Regions from separate parts of the Homo sapiens genome. Here region 2 is linked to region 1. The links are chromatin loops, found by intact Hi-C in ENCODE. Cell type or tissue: IMR-90. All regions are shown on one strand. Each heading gives the region's core, and the rest is flanking DNA. Links, peaks and the distances in the headings are about the cores only. Region 1 overlaps ANTXR1 (ANTXR cell adhesion molecule 1). Region 2 overlaps ANTXR1 (ANTXR cell adhesion molecule 1).

Region 1 (5,384 bases), core at 303-5,302:
AGTTTCAGAGGGAAAATGAAGATGAGTCCCTGTCCTGGAGAGGCTCACTGTCTATTGTGCCTTGCCGGCCCTTCCATGGAAGAACTAAAATACAGGAAATGAAGATGCCATGGCAGTGGAGCAGTGGCCACTTCACATTCATGGGCTTCACAGCACACACTGATTTGTTGAAAGGCAGGGCACAGGCTAGAAATAGACATGTCACAGGGAATGTTTTTTTTTCTTTATTTGGCTATTACTTTGTTTGGACTTCTCCCAGTCTAAGGGCCAGGGAACAGAAATTGACAGCCAGACATTTACCATTTGGGATTATCGTCAGGGTGGATTATTCCAGGCCCTAAGCTATTCTGGGGAGACATTGTCATGTGATGACTCCATATGACACTGATGGGGAGGAGGCAGGTTTTTATTGATCTTGTAGCCAAAGTGCTTAGCCCAGTGCTGGTCACACAGTAGGTGTGTCCTATAAAAGTTGCCAAAATCAATGAATAAAGGTAAATGCCATTCTTCATTGTTGAAAATAAAGAGGTCAGGCCAGAGACACTTTCTCAGATAGGTAGACTAGTTACTAAGACCAGGGTGGCCTTAGAAGAGTATAGGTTGGGCAACTCAACAAATGTGTATGTGTGTATGTGTGTGTACCGTACACAGAGGCATATATGTTCATTACATGTCGAATAACACTCATCATTTGTGTTGTCCTGTGGATCTTCCCTAAGCACCAGAACTAAAGCGGCCACCCCAGTTGCCCCACCCAAGGGGCACGGCCATTGGCAATCTCACACCCTAACTCATACTGACTGCTGGTGACTCATGGTTCCATTGATCAATGTCAGTTCACATCAATTTTGTATAAATTGTATAAAAAATGCAAGATTTGTCTCCCATCTTTAGTTTTTTAAAAATCCCTTTCTCTCTACTCATGGTCTGTGAACTTTATGTCACCCTTCACCTTGCATGGCCTGAGGTTTGGGGCACTTACCACAGTGCAGCAGAGGGGCCAGAACCACCAGAGGAGAGCCAGGGCTAGGAGCAGGAACAGGATCAGCAGGGCGATGGCCAGGATGGAACCGTCAGACTGCAGGGCCAAGAGAGAGGCGGTCAGCAGCGGGATGGGACCATGTGTGATCTTCCCTCCCCAAACTCCCATCACTGATATGCAGATTTAAGGCTCAGAGAGCAGCACAGTTTGCCAAGCAAATGGTTGAAACTCTGCCCATCATTCTGGGGCTCATGGCCCTGCAACACACTCTGTTTAGCCAATTTTCAAGGGAAATGAATTTATCTTTTCAGAGAGGCCCTGTTCTTCCCTTTGAGGAACATTTTGAAAGACCAACTGCATAAGAGACAGAGCAGGCATGAACATGGACTTCCACTGCTCATCTGGCCCCCTGGAACACCATCCCCTGCCTGGTGACAGCCTCCTCACTGGGTCTGATGTCCCAGTCTCTGCCTGGGCTGACTCAGGACCATTGTACTCTGAATTCAGCCTGCTCCCCTGAACCCATTCACACAGGTGCATGTAACAGATTCATAAAGCTGTGGATGGAAAGTCTAGAGCCTGCTGATGGGATGCCTTGTAGGGTCTGTGAATCCAGGGGGTGGGGGCAGAGCAACGGCTGCTGAACCTGGGAGGCGAGGGGCTACAGTCAGATCAAGTGGCTACATGGGAATGAGGGAGGGAGGAAGGCACTGAAGACCAGTTTTACCCACCTAAAAATGTGGCGAGGCCAGTCCTAGACACAGTTTCTGTGGACTGCGATGTCTAACTTTTAGCAAACAGAGACCCCACTTGGTGTCAACATTCTGAGTTGCTGGTTCAAGGAAGCTGCTTAGGAACACGGGTCTAAGTCCCCTCCACCCTGCCTCCCTACAGCTACTGGGAGTGCAAATCAGCAAATCTTTCTAGGAGAGAGGGGGCAAATTGTGATAGGTATCAAAAGCTTCCTTCTGCATAGAACTGGCTATTCCACTTTTAGTCTAAGAAAATAATCACCACTGCACTCCAGCCTGGGCGACAGAGCGAGACTCCGTCTCAAAAAAAAAAAAAAAAAAAAAAAGAAAATAATCAGATATGTTTGTACAGATAATAATAATAATAATAATGAAAACATAAATGGTTAACAATTGGGGAAAGTTAAATAATGCATTACAGAATTACTACGCAATCGGTTACTATGTAGACATTACATTGTCAAATAATTTTATTTATTCATATTTTTTGTGACAGGGTCTCACTCTGTCACTTGGGTTGGAGTGTAGTGGTGTGATCATAGCTCACTGCAGCCTTGAACTCCTGGGCTCAAGGCATCCACCCATCTCAGCCTCCTGGGTAGCTGAGACTGCAGGTGCATGTGACCATGCCTGGCTAATTATTTTTTTTTGTTTTTTGTAGAGATGGAGTCTCACTTTGTTGTCCAGGCTTGTCTTGAACTCCTGGGCTCATGTGATTCTTCTGCCTTGGCCTCCCACTCTGCTGGGACTATAGGTGTGAGCCATTCTGCCCAGCCATATTGTCAAATAATATTTAAATGATATTTAAATAAGATGACAAAACACTCCTGGTATAATGGATTTATGTATATGTATGTCAAGAGTGAGAGAGACATAAAGACTGTCTGATATTTACTAAATTTTTAAATTTATATTTACTAAATTATTAATAGTAATTTTACTGGTAGTGGTTTTATAGTAATTTTCCTTTTAAAATCTATTTTCTTTCTTTCATAGTGAGAAAATAAACTACTGAAGTTTCCTTTAAAAAAATCTGTATCTGGGGGCTTCCCACTTTGGTGTTAGAGCTCACTGGGCCCAGGGATTCTTATCCAGGGGCAGGGGATCTATGGGGTACCCAGGTGGGCTCAATGGATGGACACTGTGACCCTCCTGAAATGACACCTGTGATGTTTAGTGCAAGTGTCTTCAGGGGAGACTGTTCACAGCACTATCAGATTCTCAAAGCTGCTCCCTCTTCTCCATTACAGGGAAGGGAGGCTGGGTGGTCTGTTCAGGGTAACACAGCAGGTGAATAGCAGAGCTGGGATGTGGCTCACTCCCACTCTGAGTGCTCAGCAGGGGCTGCTGGAAGCTGTTTAAAGGCAGCTCTTACTTGCTGAAACTCCCTGGAATGTCTCTGACCAAAAAGCCAGGGAACTAAACACCTCTGGTCCCTAGCCAGAGCTTGGGAATGCCAGACTGCCCCCAGGGGAGCTGCAGCCTCACAAGTGCCGGTGCAGGGCTGGGCAGCCCAGGGGTAGTTGGGGGAGGGAAGAGAGCACAGGGGCCAGACGATGGACATGCCATGGCCGACGGGATGCTCTGGGCTGCAACATTTATACATGGGTGATGGCAGAGAGCGATGGGCTCAGTAGTGACAGAATGAAATTACATGTTTTCTCCAAACTTAGGGCTGGCCAAGGACAACCCTCTTAATCTCTCAGTCTCTACAGCCCACATTCATAACAGGAAGATAATAAACCTCACTTGCCTCACTGCATTGACGTGGGGATAAAATGATGTAAGCTATCTTGTCAAACACTGAGCTGGAACTCGCTCTCCCTCTAGTTCTCCAGGGTAAAAAACATGGTGAGCATTTCAGATCATAAATCTATGTGCATTTGGAATAATAAGTGGTTCTGGTCAGTAAGAGGCTTACAAAACAGCAGTACTTCAATAAAGTCTACAGACTACGTTTATTCACATTATACACAATTTCCCCTCTCCCTGGTTTTATTTTTTCACTTTAGGTAGATGAACTAAAGCAGAAGGGCTGATATATTTTGGGGGAATTTTTTTACTTCCTTCTAGAGGAAGGTTTTCCGTGAAGTAGCGAGAATGAAGGACTTGGTGCAGAATGGGAGAGAGGGGGCTTCCATACTGGGAGATTTCCTGGCTTTGGATAAAGTGATAGCTGGCTTTTCTCCAGCCAAGCTTGGTGCCCCTAATGAGGAACAAACTGTCCCCCTAATGAGGCCCAGTTCCCTCTGGCTGTGGTGGAGGACAGCCGGGGGGCTCAGGAAGGGGAGAGGTGCAGGAAAGGGGGTCCTGGTGGGTGGAAATGCACAGGGGCAGACACTTCTTGAGGAACTTTATCCTCCTCTGAAGACTGCTCTGGGATAAAGCCCCCGAATGCACTGTCTGTTTTTTGAGATCTTCCAGAAGCCCCTGGATATCCAGTTTAAAAGAATGAAGGGCATGAGTTTTTGATAAACTTAGAGCTAAAGCTGATGTTTTAGAAGGAGATAACGTGTACGTGCAACCTCAGAGGTTCATTCATTTATTCATTCAGCAAACGTTTATTGAGGGTCTATTATTTCCCCATTGAGCAGAACCAGGAAATACAGGATTGATTGGCTAGTCAAGATGCTTGTGTTCTGCTGGCTGATGGGGCTTGGGCATTCGTATAAACAATTAACCACATGCAGTGGTCAACGTGTTACTCAACAGCTGTATATCCTGTACCTTTTGTGTCAGGTAGTGAACAAAATAGGCAGTCTTTATTCTTAAAGAGCTTACATTTTGGTGGAATAAGAATAATGACAATGATGGTAATAACATTGTTGTTAGCACAGCGGACATTCACTGAGCATTTACTGTGTGCCAAGCAGTGTTCTATGTACTAACATGCTTTCCTTACGCTAACTCATTTAATTCTCATTAACAATCTTGTGAATTCAATAATATTCTCTTTCTCATCTCACTAAAAATACCAAGGCAAGGAGAGATGGACAAACTTGCTGACAGCCACGTGGAGAAGCCAGAATTTAAACGTGGGCAGTTTGGTTCCATAGCTCCCAGCAGACCAGCGGGCTATTGTTCTCAGCAAGTAGCCAAGTGCTGAAGAGCCGAGTGTCTGGGAACTAGCACTTCACCGAGGAGGTGACACTCTGCAGAGCAGGGCCAAGGAGGTGTCAGCATTCCCGCACAAAAAGGCAAGCACAAGTCCCTGGGGTAGGGCAGGGGCAGTGGAGGTCCACATGCTGGGAGCACAGCATGAGTGCGGGTGGAAAGGAGGTGGGGTCCCCACTGTGGGAGGACACACAAGCCAGGCTGAGGAGTGTGGCTTCTATCCTGAGCCCAGGGGAACCCTTAGTGGCTTTAACCCAGTGACACTGGGGCATCGTGATCAGATTTGCTTCTTGGAAAGCAAATGCTGTTGACACTGGAGAGTATGGACTGGAGGAGGGAAAGATTCAGAATAGAAGACCCAGGTGGAGGACAGCTGCAATTCTGCCCAATTCTTCTGGGCAGTGTCATTTCCCGAGGTCACTCTTGAAACGCCTGCATTTTTACGGCTGTGTCCAATGCTAACTTACTTAACAACAGCTAACCACCGTGCTCAGTGCTATCTATGCATTCTCTCATTTAATTCAGTGAGCCTCGGT
Region 2 (5,384 bases), core at 215-5,214, 50 kb after region 1:
AGCTTCGCATCTGCCCTGATTTAGAGCATTTGTTCACTATTTCACCAGGCTTAAAATATTCAAAAATTAATTTAGGTTGAACACCAAAAGCAACCAGGTGGGTTCCTTTCACTACTTACCAGTGCATCCTCACTAGGTGTCCCAAGAAGGGCCTATCACTTCTTATTTGAATTCCCACCCTTTTACCTTTGGGCTTACTGGTCCTCCTAACGCAGAACACCTTCCTCCCTCCTCTCTGTCCATTCAAATCTTAGCCAGTTTTCAAATCCAGGCAGTTTGAAAATCTGTGATCTCAGTAGCCGGAGGGAGCCACAGGGGAGGGGTCCTCCACTTCCTCTTTAATCAACTCACCTCCTCTGTGTCTGTTTTGCACATTGTACTCCCCTGAAAGGATTTCTTAAGAGCCCACGGTGCCTACATTTTAGAAAGTCACTGCCTTAGGGCATTCACAGCTAGTCCTGAACAATGTAGGACTGTCATTATGTATGGTCTGGTGGTGTTCTCTTGTCTTTTCTTCCCCAGCTGGAGAAACATTCCTTTAGGTCAGGAGTTGTTTGATACCACTATGGCATTCCTATCTCTACTGGGCACACAGTAACAGTACATAGGCTAGGTAGGAATAATTGTACTTAGGAATGAATCAAAGTCTTTCTTAGCAGTGGTCAGTTGCCAAGCACTACCTACTTGAATTGATATCAGCCCCTCAGTGTAGTACTCATTTGTCTCTGCATAGAAGAGATCATATATCTTGCCTGGCCTGCATATTAATTTCTCATTGGCATAATGTATGTTTGATTAATGCACATGAATAAAATCGTTATTAAGTAAAAACAACTCTCCTTTACCATACTCCTACCATGGAAAAAACCCAATAATTAGTTGGCTAAATGTTTGGGAATATTTGCTTAAGTTTGTTGGTATCTAATGGTCAGTGTTCCACTTTATTTCACTTTTATCATCCTTTTGTATCTAAAAATTGGGGCTCGGGATAATGCTATGTGGCATATCACAAGAGAAATAGACTGAAGGTCAGAGGAAAAAATGCAATGTTTGTGAATATGGATCTTACACAGTACATTGCCATCTAAATGTAGACTTGTTGTTGGAGGAATAATGAAATTAGAGAATTAGTATATGGGACTCTCGAAGCTTAATAAATGTCATGAGTATATGCCACCTTCAGTCCCAGGAAACTAATTTAGAGGCCATGTTTGCCAAGACAATAATAACTAATGCTAATTGCTCCCTCAATGTGAGCCAGGCCCTCTGTGAAATATTGTACATGTCTGATGTCATTTAAACCTCACCACAGCCTGGGGAGGTACAGATGAGACAACTGATCTTAGTGAAGTTAAGTAATGTGTCCAAGATCACACAGCTGGTAACTTGTCAGAATCAGAACTGGAATCGAGGTCTGTTAGGCACCAAATGCCATGCCCTTAGAACTCAGCCATTAGCTTCTGAACCACCATGCGAAAAGGGGGACTCACTGCCTTCTGACAGATGAGTCATTTAGGAGTTGAAGTTGTGATTTTTTTTAAAGCTTATTTTATTTTAATTTTAGGCAGGTTTGCTCATTTTGCAGAAAAGTGGAACAGGCCTGGATGTGAAGCAAGAAACTGAAATTTAAGTAAAAGAATACAGAGACACTACATGTGCCACAAGGAGTATAAGTTAGAAAAGAATGCTTTTTAGAAGTATAAGAGGCCTTCACAATAAGGAAATGGAGACTGTGACATTTTGAATGACTTGCTCAGAGTCATGTCATTAGTAAAGCAGAAAAACTGGGACTCATATCCAAAAGCTAAGGTGACGGGCCTATGGTTTTTTCAGGAGCATAAGTCCTATGACTATGAAGGATTTATACATACACGTTGATGCAAATGCACAATTGCTACGTTTAGAAAGATGGGCTTAGTAGTTTTCTCTAGATGTCTGTCAGGCATCTGACAGATTCCTTGGTTGGCTCAATAAGCAATTTAGTACGTGTCAAGCACTTGTAGAAGAATCTTATCTTCTCTTATTTGCTCAGTTAAGCCTATAGAAACCTATTTCTGTGTCCATTTTGAATGCCAGACATACAGACATCTGTTGTTTGATGTTTTTGCTGATTCCAAATGTTTTCTGCCTCACTTCTGTGCCTACTTCTCTTGTTTCCTCAAAGATCAGCAGAGGAAGAGAAGACTGTGGAAATGCAGGCCACATGCCAAACTCTATTCTCTAACACCATGTTCTAACATTACCAGTTGAGTTGCTAAATCCTCTATAAAAGAGGCTGCCTGCATGTCTGCTTGGCCCCACCTCAGGGAGTTTAGGAAGAAAGACAGCAGGAATCCATGATGTGGCAATGGTGGAAACCAAACAATTTAACCCCCTAGGCCAGGGGGAGACGGTGGAGGAAATGATGCTCTGGGGAGTGCACCAGGGCAGAGGCGAGCTCCCATCCTGCCTGATAGGGTTTCTGTGTTAGTGCACACATTTGGTTACCAGAAGAGCTCAAACATCTGGCCCAGCAGCCTGACTAGAATGTCAGCTCTTCACACATAGACGTTATGTAACAAAACCCTTTCGAATGAATCTGCCAGTAAGTGAAAACCAGGACACATTAGAACCAGGACATAGTGATTTAACTCCACTAATCTACAAAGCCCTGAACCCACCTTTCAAAATATGTACAGCTGTGTTTTTAGGCAACTTGTATGTTGGCTTACAGCTCCTATAAGAAGTACCTCAAGATTGCAGGGCTTTAGGGAGGAATTTTCCACCTGAAAATGGTCTTTGATTTAATCTTTTAAGTTATCTATCCTTTAAGGTTTCCTTAAGATCTATATTCTTTTGTCACTGTTATTCCCAATTACATTGAAAGCTTCCTGATGGCAGAGGCCAAGATTTCTATTTCTTCTGAATGCTGGGTTGTGCCTTAACCCAGGACTGAGTCAGTCTCAGGATGAGCTCATTGAGTGATTGAATAAATAACATATCTTGGCATAGAAAGAGAATAAAGGGGAAGGATAGGGTGATCATTTATTCAGGTCCCAACCAGGTCTAATCCTGTTTATTTTCTGAGGCTTAATAAGGTCCATGAATGAAAAGATGTTCAACATCATTAGTCACATGGAAGTACAAACCATAACCATATGGAGATATCACTTCATACTCACTATGATTGCTGAAGAGAAAGAGATGGACAATGGCATCTGCTGGTGAAGAAATTATAACCCACATACATTTCTGGTGGAAATGTAAAATGCTGTGGCCTCTTTGAAAAATAGTTTAGCAGTTCTTCTACAAAGTTAAACACAGTTACCTTATGACCCCCAAATTCCATTCCTAGACATATACCCAAGAGAATTGAAAGTTATATCCACACAAAAACTTACATATTAACGGTCACAGTGGCATTATTAAAAGCAGCCAAAAAATGGAAATAACCTAAATGTTCATCAACTGATAAGTATGGTATTTCTATACAATGGAATATTATTGAGCCATCAAAAGAAATCAAATTCTCATACATGCTATGACATGGATGAACCTTGAAAACATTATGCTAAATAAAAGAAGCAAGACACAAAAGCCACATATTGCATGACTCCCTTTATAAGGTATGTCCAGATTCGCAGATCTACAGAGACAGAAAGTAGATTGGTGGCTGCCAGGACTGGAGGGAGGGAGAAATGGGGGAATAACTGCTTAATGGGTATAGGGTTTCTTCTTGGAGTGATGAAAATATTCTGGAATTAGATAGTTATTATAGTTGTACAACTTTGTGATACATTAAAAACCACTGAATTGTACTTTATTTATTTAGACGCAGTCTCACTCTATCACCTAGGCTGGAGTGCAGTGACGTGATCTTGGCTCACTGCAACCTCCGCCTCCTAAGTTAAAGCTATTCTCCTGCCTCAGCCTCCGGAGTAGCTGGGATTATAGGCATGTGCCAGTACACCGGGCTAATTTTTGTATTTTTAGTAGACACGGGGTTTCACCCTGTTGGCCAGGCTGGTTTCAAACTCCTGACCTCAAGTGATCCACCTGCCTCAGACTCCCAAAATGCTGGGATTACAGGTGTGAGCCACCACGCCTGGCCTGAATTGTACCTTTTAAAAGGGTGATTTTTATAGCATGTAAAATATAGCTCAATTTAAAAAAAGAAAAAATAAGGTCAGTAAGTAGTTCGATAGATTTATTCCATTCTGTTCTCTCCTTTTATTTCTTTGGTTTCCTTTTTTCTTTTTGGAAATGTGGAACACATAGCTTTGAGATGACCTCAATAAAGATTGCATGTCATTCACTGTGTCTGAAAATGAGACATCTGTATATTCTCCACTTGTTCTGGTCACCCAAGATTTTTGTGCCAAATTATTGTCAGTGATATTTCATCTTGTGAGTCAGTTTGAATTTGCTCTCCTCTTAGATGCTTAATGTGGTATGGAACATCAAAAATAAAATGTAGGGACTGACATATAATGGGTGCTTTCTGAGGCCTGAATTGTTCTAGAACTTTTTTCAGTTATAGCTTTTAATTTATAACAACTTGAGTGAGGCATAATTGATATACAATAACTTGCACATAAAGTGTATGATTTGATAAATTTTGACATATGTACACAATCATAATACCACAGTCAAGACAGTGAGCGTAGCTGTCACCCCCAGAACTTCCCTAGTGTTGCTTTGTAATCTCTCCTCCCAGCCCTCCCTACCTCCACTCCCACACAACCACTGGTCTGCTCTCTGGAACTGTATATTAGTTTGCATTTTCTGGAATTTTATGTAAATAGGATCATGCAGTAAGTAATTTTCTTGTCTGGCTTCTTTTACTCAGCATAATTATTTTAGGACACAGTCACAATTATGTTGAGATTTATACATAGTTTATTGCTTTTTATTGCTGAGTATTAATTAGTGCATTCTACAGGTAAACTGTAATTTGTTTATCCACCTACCTGTGGATGAACATTTTAGTTGTTTTTGGCTATTAAAAATGGAGCTGCTATGAACATTTGTACACAAGCCTTTCTTTGTTTGGACATAGATTTCCTTTTCTCTTAGGTAAAACCTCGGAGTGGAATGGCTGGGCCATATGGTAGGTGTATATTTAATTTTGTAAGAAACTACCAAAACTCTTCCAAAGTGTTGTGCTGTTTTGTATTTGTAAATGAGAGTCCTTCCTCCACATAGAAATGTCTTTAAATGAAAGGAAAGATTGAGCAGAGAATGAAGCAATCCATTTAGAAGAGGTGGCCAAAGGTCAGAAATGAATGCTTCGAAAAACAATGAAAAGTGAGAGGAATACACCACTATCTGATGTTGCTTGAATGTGTCTGTTTTAAACATCGAAATTTCCAAATGGTAAACATGACACCTTAAATGACCTTCCT

The links. Peaks named below come from ENCODE experiments on the same cell type or tissue, not always from the same donor. Only the 100,000 strongest peaks of a DNase experiment are listed, where the experiment ranks them.
Region 2: a loop joins it to region 1, with 2.0 times the contacts of the local background. A loop is called at or near these places in 4 of 110 quality-filtered maps.

What each region holds. Positions count from the first base shown.
Region 1 is chr2:69,147,863-69,153,246 of GRCh38, reverse strand. ANTXR1 (ANTXR cell adhesion molecule 1) reads right to left here. Exons shown (of 18, transcript NM_032208.3): 13 at 983-1,078. Among named protein-coding and RNA genes, the nearest start is that of MIR3126, 47 kb to the right of the region's middle. In IMR-90, for the core only: a CTCF peak has its summit at 3,199; a DNase peak (open chromatin) is centred at 3,496; H3K27ac peaks cover 175 bases.
Region 2 is chr2:69,097,410-69,102,793 of GRCh38, reverse strand. The region is part of intron 9 of ANTXR1 (ANTXR cell adhesion molecule 1); the gene reads right to left. Among named protein-coding and RNA genes, the nearest start is that of MIR3126, 3.6 kb to the left of the region's middle. In IMR-90, for the core only: a CTCF peak has its summit at 3,205; a DNase peak (open chromatin) is centred at 3,013; H3K27ac peaks cover 440 bases.